Linked DNA regions of Homo sapiens: region 2 is linked to region 1. The links are chromatin loops, found by intact Hi-C in ENCODE. Cell type or tissue: Caco-2. All regions are shown on one strand. Each heading gives the region's core, and the rest is flanking DNA. Links, peaks and the distances in the headings are about the cores only.

Evidence for each region. A loop is a pair of places that touch in the nucleus more often than their neighbours do. Peaks named below come from ENCODE experiments on the same cell type or tissue, not always from the same donor. Only the 100,000 strongest peaks of a DNase experiment are listed, where the experiment ranks them.
Region 2: it touches region 1 in a loop (5-fold over the local background); 2 of 110 quality-filtered maps call a loop at or near these places.

Annotation. Positions count from the first base shown.
Region 1 is chr20:13,259,972-13,264,368 of GRCh38, reverse strand. All of the region lies in intron 1 of ISM1 (isthmin 1), which reads right to left. It also overlaps a transcript of TASP1 not described here. Among named protein-coding and RNA genes, the nearest start is that of ISM1-AS1, 22 kb to the right of the region's middle. RefSeq lists a silencer at 1,953-2,247. In Caco-2, for the core only: a CTCF peak has its summit at 2,132 (motif pointing right); DNase peaks (open chromatin) are centred at 1,458 and 2,098.
Region 2 is chr20:13,171,126-13,175,522 of GRCh38, reverse strand. It overlaps a transcript of TASP1 not described here. Among named protein-coding and RNA genes, the nearest start is that of ISM1, 48 kb to the left of the region's middle. RefSeq lists an enhancer at 802-851. In Caco-2, for the core only: no CTCF peak of the experiment used is centred there; a DNase peak (open chromatin) is centred at 2,132.

The DNA.
Region 1 (4,397 bases), core at 268-4,267:
GAAGAACAGGGTTGATTTCACCACTTTCAGAACCTCCAGAAGAGGCACAAATCAGTAACAAATTGTGGCTGTCTAGGAAAGTTTAGTACTTTTTCTCTTTAAGGCAAAAACTGGTAACTATTCCCCAGATTAACACAATCAGGCAGACTTCTTGAAGGCAGACTGGCTGGCAAATTTCTGAAAGGCAAAGAACAGGCCCTGTCTTCAGTCTCCAAACTCCCTCCTCCTTCCCCCAGTTTCACAAGCTCAGGGGGCAACAAATAAGTACTAGTTGATGATAATGATGGCTAAAGTTATCATTGGGTAACGAGGGCCTAGTTAGATTTTATTTTAATTAGGCTCAGGCTACAGGCCTCATTACCCCTAATGTGGCTTTTATGTGGGATTCTAAAGAAAAACAAAAAAACCCTAGGAATCTTCTACTGAAGATATTAAAGAAGATATTATTAGCAATGCATTTGGTCTCATAGACTTTGAACAACAAACAACAGAGATTATAATTAATGTCACTACAGCCTCTCTCCTTAAAACAAACTAACAATATAGTTAATTAGCAATATATCCTCATTTGGGGCTGGACATCTGCATATTATTATCGACAATGCTTGTTTCCTTTTTCCAGATGAAAGGAAGCCATACTGCACCCAGGCACATGGCTGTGCGCCTTCCACATTCAAACACTCCATTTTCTTCTACCCACAATAAACACACTCGGGGCTTTATCTGTGCCGAGCATCGATTTTGTCTGGAACAGTTCCACACATCTAAAAATAAGTTCAAGAATGCCACTAGTGGTATTTCAAAGGGAAGAGCAAAAGTTTTGCCATTTGAAGAGATAAAAGAAGAAAATGGCACACTGATTATCTTTAACATGATTGAGGAGCAAGCACTCCTAAGATGAGAAAACCAGGAGAATGAATAAAGTGAGTTTTAGACCATAAAATCGGCTTTCTAGAAGGGGCACACTTGTTCTTAGTGCTCAGGAAGATGGATGGAGACCACGATCCTAGGAGTGGAAGCAGGGGGTGGTGGGGGGCTTGTTGGGACTTATTCTGAGAAGTGTTGGAAAGAGGCAGCCAGGATGCACTGGGGAAAAACTGCACTGTGAAGACACAGATGACAAGGCTGACCAGCTGCTGCTCTCATGAAGCCTGTGTATGATGGCAATCATTCCCCTTCAGGCAGCAGGAACAGAGCAAATGTCAATGGCCGTATTTTATAGCAAGCATGACAGTGCAATGCCCCTTTAGGAACTATTGCTGGCAGAGGGGAAACGGCCATACGTATGCTTCAGTCTTTGCTGGGCACTCTGACGACAGCCCTGAGAGCCAGTGACACAGGTACATCATGGGCTCAAGAATTCAGGAGGGTCTCAGTCCTGGTTTGGGAATGGAGCCTGCTGTCACGGTCTGACTAATAGCTGAGGAATCCCTAGTTATGGCGGCAGAATGTATCATAACGATGTTTACTTTAGGGCTTGGCAGTGACCTCGTTTATTATCTCAGGCTTTAGAAGAAATGAAGAATGGGCAACTCTTTGCATTTGGGTAGGGAGCTGGCTTTGAGGTGGAGGGGCCACCCATCCCTGTGTATCTCTCCTCATTGAAGGTTCTTGGGGCCGGCTGACAAAATGGAGATCAACACTTCACTGGTGTGTCTTGAATACTTCTGTAAACTGCTTTGATCTTGAAAATGTGCAGATTATTGGTGAATTTTTTCAAGTTGTGCTTTCTCCATTGCTGGCAAAGAAAACAGAGTGGTAGCTTTTCCAGGACCGATTTCTTTTATGTCCTGTTAGGCTAAAGAATGAACTGAAATGAAGGATAAATTATTCTTTCAAGTGTAAGAAAACATGTAAGAAGCAGAGTACACGAGTGGAAAGTGAGTTAGGCCAAAAAAAAAAAGAAAAAGAAAAACAAACCCTTCACACATCACCTAAAACATCCCTGCAAATGTAGAGAGATGGAGAAATCATACTTTCCAGAACCACTTTGATAAAGCCCTTGTGGTGTGAGGCCAGCCATCCTCAGCATCCAGTTAAGGGCAAGGCTTTCTATCAGCCTTCCAGGCTGCAGCTAACCAGCTCAGGGCTATAAAGGCCAGGCCACCAGTGGCCACCAGGGGGCTTCCATCCCTCCTCTTCAGCCCTGTTAGAGTTCAGCCACCCCTTTAAGTCAAACTTTGAGCAAATATTTAATGAGTGTGGATTATTGGTGATTTTCCAAGTTGTGCTTTCTCCATTACCGGCAAAGAAAACAGAGTGGTAACTGTCTAGGACTCGGTTTCCAGGACCCAATTTGAAGAGGCACCAGATCATTAGTGCACCTAAAAGGCCCAAGTATCTAAGTCCTCCTACGACCAGAGGGAACGGGTGTCGAACAGGACACCAGAAGGCGAACATCTCCTGCAGTGATTCTGTGTCTCCCTGCATAGAATGAGGGGATATAAGGCCCAGGCCAAGGCTGGTGTTCTGTTGGTGAGAGGGAGAACCTGGAAATTAAGCCAAAGGACATGGATGGCAGAGTTCAGAAGCTGAGGTCTGGGGTAGGGGTGGCCTAGGGACCCTTGCCAAGTTATTATCCTAATTAAGGAGATGGATTCTTCTCAACACTAAAGTTAAGAACCCTCATTGAAACCTATTGCTAATCTCTCTGCTCCAAGTACTTCTAAAATGGGTTTCAAAGGTCATTGGACGTTAACCTTGGAATCCTGAAAAGGGTTCAGGGTACTGTGGAAAGGACTGGGGCCAGGAGTTTCAAGGTCTGGGTCTGGGTCCCAGCATTGCCTCTTCCTGTTTTGTGAGCTTTGGTAAGTTATTGCACCTCTGCACTTATGGTAGACTGGTTGGCAAAAATGTCCACAAATTCTTCTTTTCTCTAAAGATCCACGCCTCAGGTAGTTGCTTCCACACTCTTTGAGCTTCTTTTTTCTTTTTTTTTTTTTTGAGACAGAGTTTCACTCTTCCCTCTTGTTGCCCAGGCTGAAGGGCAATGGCGCGATCTCGGCTCACTGCAACCTCTGCCTTCTGGGTTCAGGCGATTCTCCTGCCTCAGCCTCCAGAGTAGCTGGGATTACAGGTGCCCACCACCACCACACCTGGCTAATTTTTTATATTTTTAGTAGAGACGGGGTTTTACTATGTTGGCCAGGCTGGTCTTGAATTCCTGACCTCAGGTGATCCACCCAACTCAGCCTCTCAAAGTGCTGGGATTACGGGCATGAGCCACTGTGCCTGGCCTTCTTTGAGCTTCTTACTGCGGCCAAAGGGACAACAGTTAACAGAGACTTGAAAAGCACTTGTGCCTTAGGATTGCCTATTTTTTTTTGCTCTTTGGAATGCTGAGAACACTCGGTGAAGAAGGCCAAGCTAGCCTGTTGAATGGTGAGAGACGTGTGCAGCAGAGATAATTTATACCAGATTCACCAGCCTGCCAATGGCCAGTCACTCAGATGGAGACTGTCCTAGACCATCCAGCCCTGGCTGAGCCTCCCCAGGCTATGAGAGCCACCCTGCTGACCCAGAGAGTCATGAGAAATAATAAATCCTTGCGGGTTTAAGCTAGTGAACCCAGTGTGGTTTGTTACACAACAAAAGCTGACTGATATAGGACCTTGGTTATTTATTCTGTGAAATGACCATGGTGAGGTAGAATGAGAGTTGCAGAAAGCCTCTCACTCTATTCAGCTCTGACTTCCTCGGAATGGAATCCTAAAGAGACACTTGTTCTGGAGAAATTATTTCACACTAACTTCAAAAAAAAAAAAAACTCCACTTTATTCCAAATGCTGAAAACATCAAATTGAGGGTGGGGAGATTAAATAAAAATCCAGTGGTTCACAAATGCATGAAATGTAGATTCTATCTGCAATGACTAGAACATCTTCTCCTTTCTCTCTATCCTTCTACCTGTTAGCTCAAAGCTGGGTAAAACCTGTTGGAAAATTCCAAAGCCCTGCCAACGACTTTCTTCACTGACAGGTGCTTTTTTGGTAATAGCTTCATTGCCAGTTTTTCAAAGACTCGAAGCTGAGACTTAACAGTTCTCCTTTGTGCTTTCATGATGCACCTGTACAGCTCTGTGTGCTACTAGAAACTAGTAATGCCCATTTATTAACAGGACCCCCCGACACTGTAAAACAATTATAGAGCTGTCATAGGCCACATATGGCCAGAGGTGAAGAGAAAGCTCCTGCCACCGGCACCTGTTCCCTTTGCCACCTGCCTGTACAGATTGTTCCTGTTTGGACTGCTGTTCTGTTATTCTCTAGGGAAATGGTGTGATTCCTGCTTGGAAAACTGGCAGCTGATGCAATTGTGGGCTCTTGACTTAGCTTAGCTAACCTTTCTCTATAGGAAGCTGGGCTGTTAGCTCTATTCATGGATTCATTCAACAAACA
Region 2 (4,397 bases), core at 162-4,161, 89 kb after region 1:
ACTTCCCACCTCTCACTGGCCTAAGTCTTTATCTTTGTTGCCTAAGTCTTCATCTTTTTTCCCTATGTGGGAAGGAAACTGGAACAAAGAGGGAAAAACCTCTGTTACTAAGACCAGAAAATACCCATAAGACCTCCAGAATTTCAGCTTAGCTATTACAGCTTATGATTTCAGGTTCCTCTTCATATTTTATCCCTGGGGATTTTCCTTTCTTGTGGGCTCAGTCCTACATTTAAAGAATCTTACATTTTATCCAGTATTTCCACTTTGCAATGAGAGGATTTCTGGTGAGATCATCATGTTTCCAGAAACTAAAGTTCTTAAGTATTTCTCTAGTGTAAATTCTCAGAGGTAGAATTGCAAGTTTAGGAGTGTATTAGTCTGTTCTCACACTTCTAATAAAGACATACCTGAGACTGGGTAATTTATAAAGGAAAGAGTATAATTGACTCACAGTTCCACATGACTGGGGAGGCCTTATAATCATGGCAGAAAGCGAATGAAGAGCAAAGTCACATATTACACGGCGGCAGGCAAGACAGCTTATGCAGGGGAATTTGCATTTATAAAACCATTAGATCTCGTGAGACTTATTCACTACTATGAGAACCATATGGGGGTACTGCCCCCATGATTCAATTATCTCCACCTGACCCTGCCCATGACATGTGGGGATTATTACAGTTTAAGGTGATATTTGGGTAGGGACACAGCCAAACCATATCAAAGAGACCTGTACATTTTTAATGCATCTTGTAGATGAAAATTTGAGACGTAATGAAAGAAGTTCATCTTCTATGGAATATCTCTTTTTTTTTTTTTTCGTGACAAGGTTTCACTCTGTCACCCAGGCTGGAGTACAGTGGCTGCATTACGGCTCACTGCAGCTTCGACTTCCCAGGCTCAAGTGATTCTACCGCCTCAGTCTTCTGAGGAACTGAAACTAGAGGCGCATGCCACTATGCCTGGCTAATTTTTTAAATTTTTTGTAGATATGGGGTTTTACCACGTTGCCCAGGCTGGTCTTGAACTCCTGGGCTCAAGCGATCTATCCACCTCAGCCTCCCAAAGTGCTGGAATTACAGGCATGCGCCACCACACCCTGCCTGGAATATCTTAAGAGTATAATTCAAGATCATTATAATGAGCCTAAGACAATTTTCAAATTATTTTTTAAGCTTTGGTTAACTAAATGTATGTTCAAGTTGCCTCTCTCTCATTTTGAACTTTTCTTCTTTAATGTATAACATCTATTTAATCATGAACTTCAGAAGTATAAATTTAAAAGACCTGAACATGCCCATGGGATGTGATGAACAATAATTTTCTAAAATCAGACCTGTAAATTCGTACTTCTACAAGGTGAGAACCTACCATATGTAAATTTCATTTTCACATCATTCACATATATACACATTGAAGGCTGGACGTGGAAATGAAGAACGGCACTGGGGATGGGGCAGGAATGAATTGTTGTGCACACTGTTATTTTTAGTGGCTCTCTCTTCTAGTCCTTAAACTGTCACAGAAGAATAGCTTTGAACAAGCTACAAAATTCTGAAAGGTCACAACCCAGGAAGGCAGAGACTCCAGGAACATGCATCAGGGAAGGTGCAGATGGATAAACAAGCCATAAAGTGCACCATATTTTTTCTTTTCCAGCATTTCACCAAAGAGTTGACTCCAGGCTATTACCCTGTGAAAGTGAAATTTTAAAAGAGGCAATTCCAAACAAACCTACACCAATCCCCAGTTGGCTCACTTTCACCATCACTAATGAAACCCAGGAGGGTCTTGAAGTGAGGTGTGACAATGTGAGAGGCAGAGCAAAGATCACAGAGGTGAGAAACCTATCACCTCTGTTTTCATATCCTGAGGAGCATATGGGCCAGACTTAGCATGCCCATGGTTCTTGTGGCCAGGACAGCAGATGGACAACCACTGCTGTAACGCCCCCTCCTCCAGCCTAGCCCATCCATTTCAAAGGTGCCTTTGCTGAGAGCATTCACATCTTACAGCCACCTTGTACACTGTGAACAGAAGTAAGCATATCTTTCCTGAGGAACTAGGTGAGTGCATCCATACTTGATAAGAATGAGACATGACGCAAGAAGTAACTGGTCTAACCTGCTGACCAACTGGCTGTGTGGTCATGACTCTGGGTTCTGTAGCTGGAGAATGGATGAAGCTTATAAGATTTCATCTGTCTGATGTGAGTAAATGAAGTTGGTGTTGGAGCAGCTTTGGGATAGGAGGGTTACATCTCTAGGAACTAAGATATTAGGGCATTCTCTGCAGCAATTCTGCTTTTTATAGATCTCTGGATGCTCCCCTGAGATCTTGGAAATAGGGCTTGCCAGCACTCTCAATGTGTCTAAAGAGTCAGAGTTAAGTCAATCATCATACAGGGTAAAGGGAGCCCTCTTCCATGATCACTTTTTCTTTTCCCCAGGCTGAAACCTGGAGCCATAACCACACATGCAATGGCAAAGTCCTAGGGGTTGGTGGAGCCACAGGCTGGAAATAGCCTGGGTCCCTGAAACACCATGTGGAGGAGATTGCTTGGCAACCAGGGACACCCAGTGGGACTTGAGCAAAAAATTACCCATCACCTTTTGATTTAATCTACCTTAATTATCATTCCAAAATTTCTTTTCATTATACTATTATATTAATTTCACTCTTTCCTGGATACTATGTCTTTCTTTTACTTGGAAGTGTTTATTGAAGTATTCATCAAGTAATTTTTTAAAGGAAGGGTACTGAAGTAAACTTTCTGAATCTTTCATTTAAAAAAATCCCCGTTTTACTCTCCCTTTATTAGACAGACTTTTCTGGACATAGGATTTTAGATTCAAAAGTATTTTCCCTATGAATTCTGAAGGCAGTGCTTTGTTGTCTTCTAGTATCTGGTATTGCTGATGAGGTATTTACAATAGAAATAGTAGCAGGGGATTCAAACAAATGTGCAAAAGACAAATACAAGCAGCCAGTATATATATATGAAAAGAAATCACTATAAATGGACATCATTTATGAAAGAGAACCCCTTTTTATCCTATAAGATTGACAAATGTTATAAAAATAATAATAGTATTGGTGCAGATTGGAGAAATGGATAACTTATACACTGTTAACAGATGTGAAAATTGGTATGAACTTTCCATGTTTATAATATTCAGTAGTAAAAGCAATTACTTTTACCTTTTTAGGTGAAAATTTTTTTTCTAGCTGAAAACAATTTTAAGTTCTTCCCTTTATCCTTGGGATAGTAAAAATTTTATGAAGGTGTATTTAGATAAAAATCTTTTTATATTCATCCGCTTAGCACTTGCTAGTCCATTTTCATCTTCCATTTTGTTTCAGCCTCAGGGATTATAATGCTTTCTCAAGTTTTTATTAGATGGATATTGTTCCTCCTGTATGTATCCTCTTTGTCGTTTTACATTTTTTCTCATGTTTTCTATTTTTTTCTGGCCTTTGCTTTATATTCTGAGATTCAAAGATTTTTTCTTCTTTGCTTTCTATTGATTTTCACCACTTTAATATTACATATTTTTAATTTTTATAAACTCTGGGTTCCTTTACATATCAGCCTATTCTTGTTTTGTGGATGTAATTTCTTTATACAATCAGGTTGACCTACAAAGATCATAATTAGAACTTTTAAAAAGTTAACTTTTCCAGGAATTGTCTGTTTCAGTCAGTAAGATATTTCTCATTTTTTTCTCCTTGGCTACCCACTTTGGTATTGCTGGTTTTCATCAAATAACTGGTAATCTCTGGCTTTCTATTTCTATTCACAATCGAGAGCCATGTTGACTGATGTCAATACCAGTCATACTTCCTCTCTAATTCGCTATTAGAAACAATAGATGCTCAAATAATCAGTGTAACTTTTGAAAATGTTAGTTTTCATCTTACTAGAAATGGACCCACTTTAATAAAATATTTTCATTTTTCTATATTATGTACCTGTTACATTGACTGTATATAGCAGTTATAGCCTCATCTATATAGGAAATCTTTAACTTTGATTGGTCCCACTTAGAATTGTCTCATTAATACATCGCTTAAAAATCTATATTTTGAAGTTTTATTTGATAATTTTTTTAGAGTTAAAAACTCTTCATGGATATTTTGTTGAAAATATTTTAGAGGGAACTGAATTTCATTTTAAAATATTAACACATTTTTATATATGAAAGAAACCTATTTTGTTACAGGTGCTTATAATTTGTGGCTATGATTAATTGAAGCTTTACATGTATAACGTTTTTTTAAAAGACTGGTGTAAATTATATAAAATTGAGATGGACACTATAAAAATAGTTGTATGACAACCACAATTATTTACAAAACAGACACATTAAGGGGAAATCATGTATTGTTGGCAG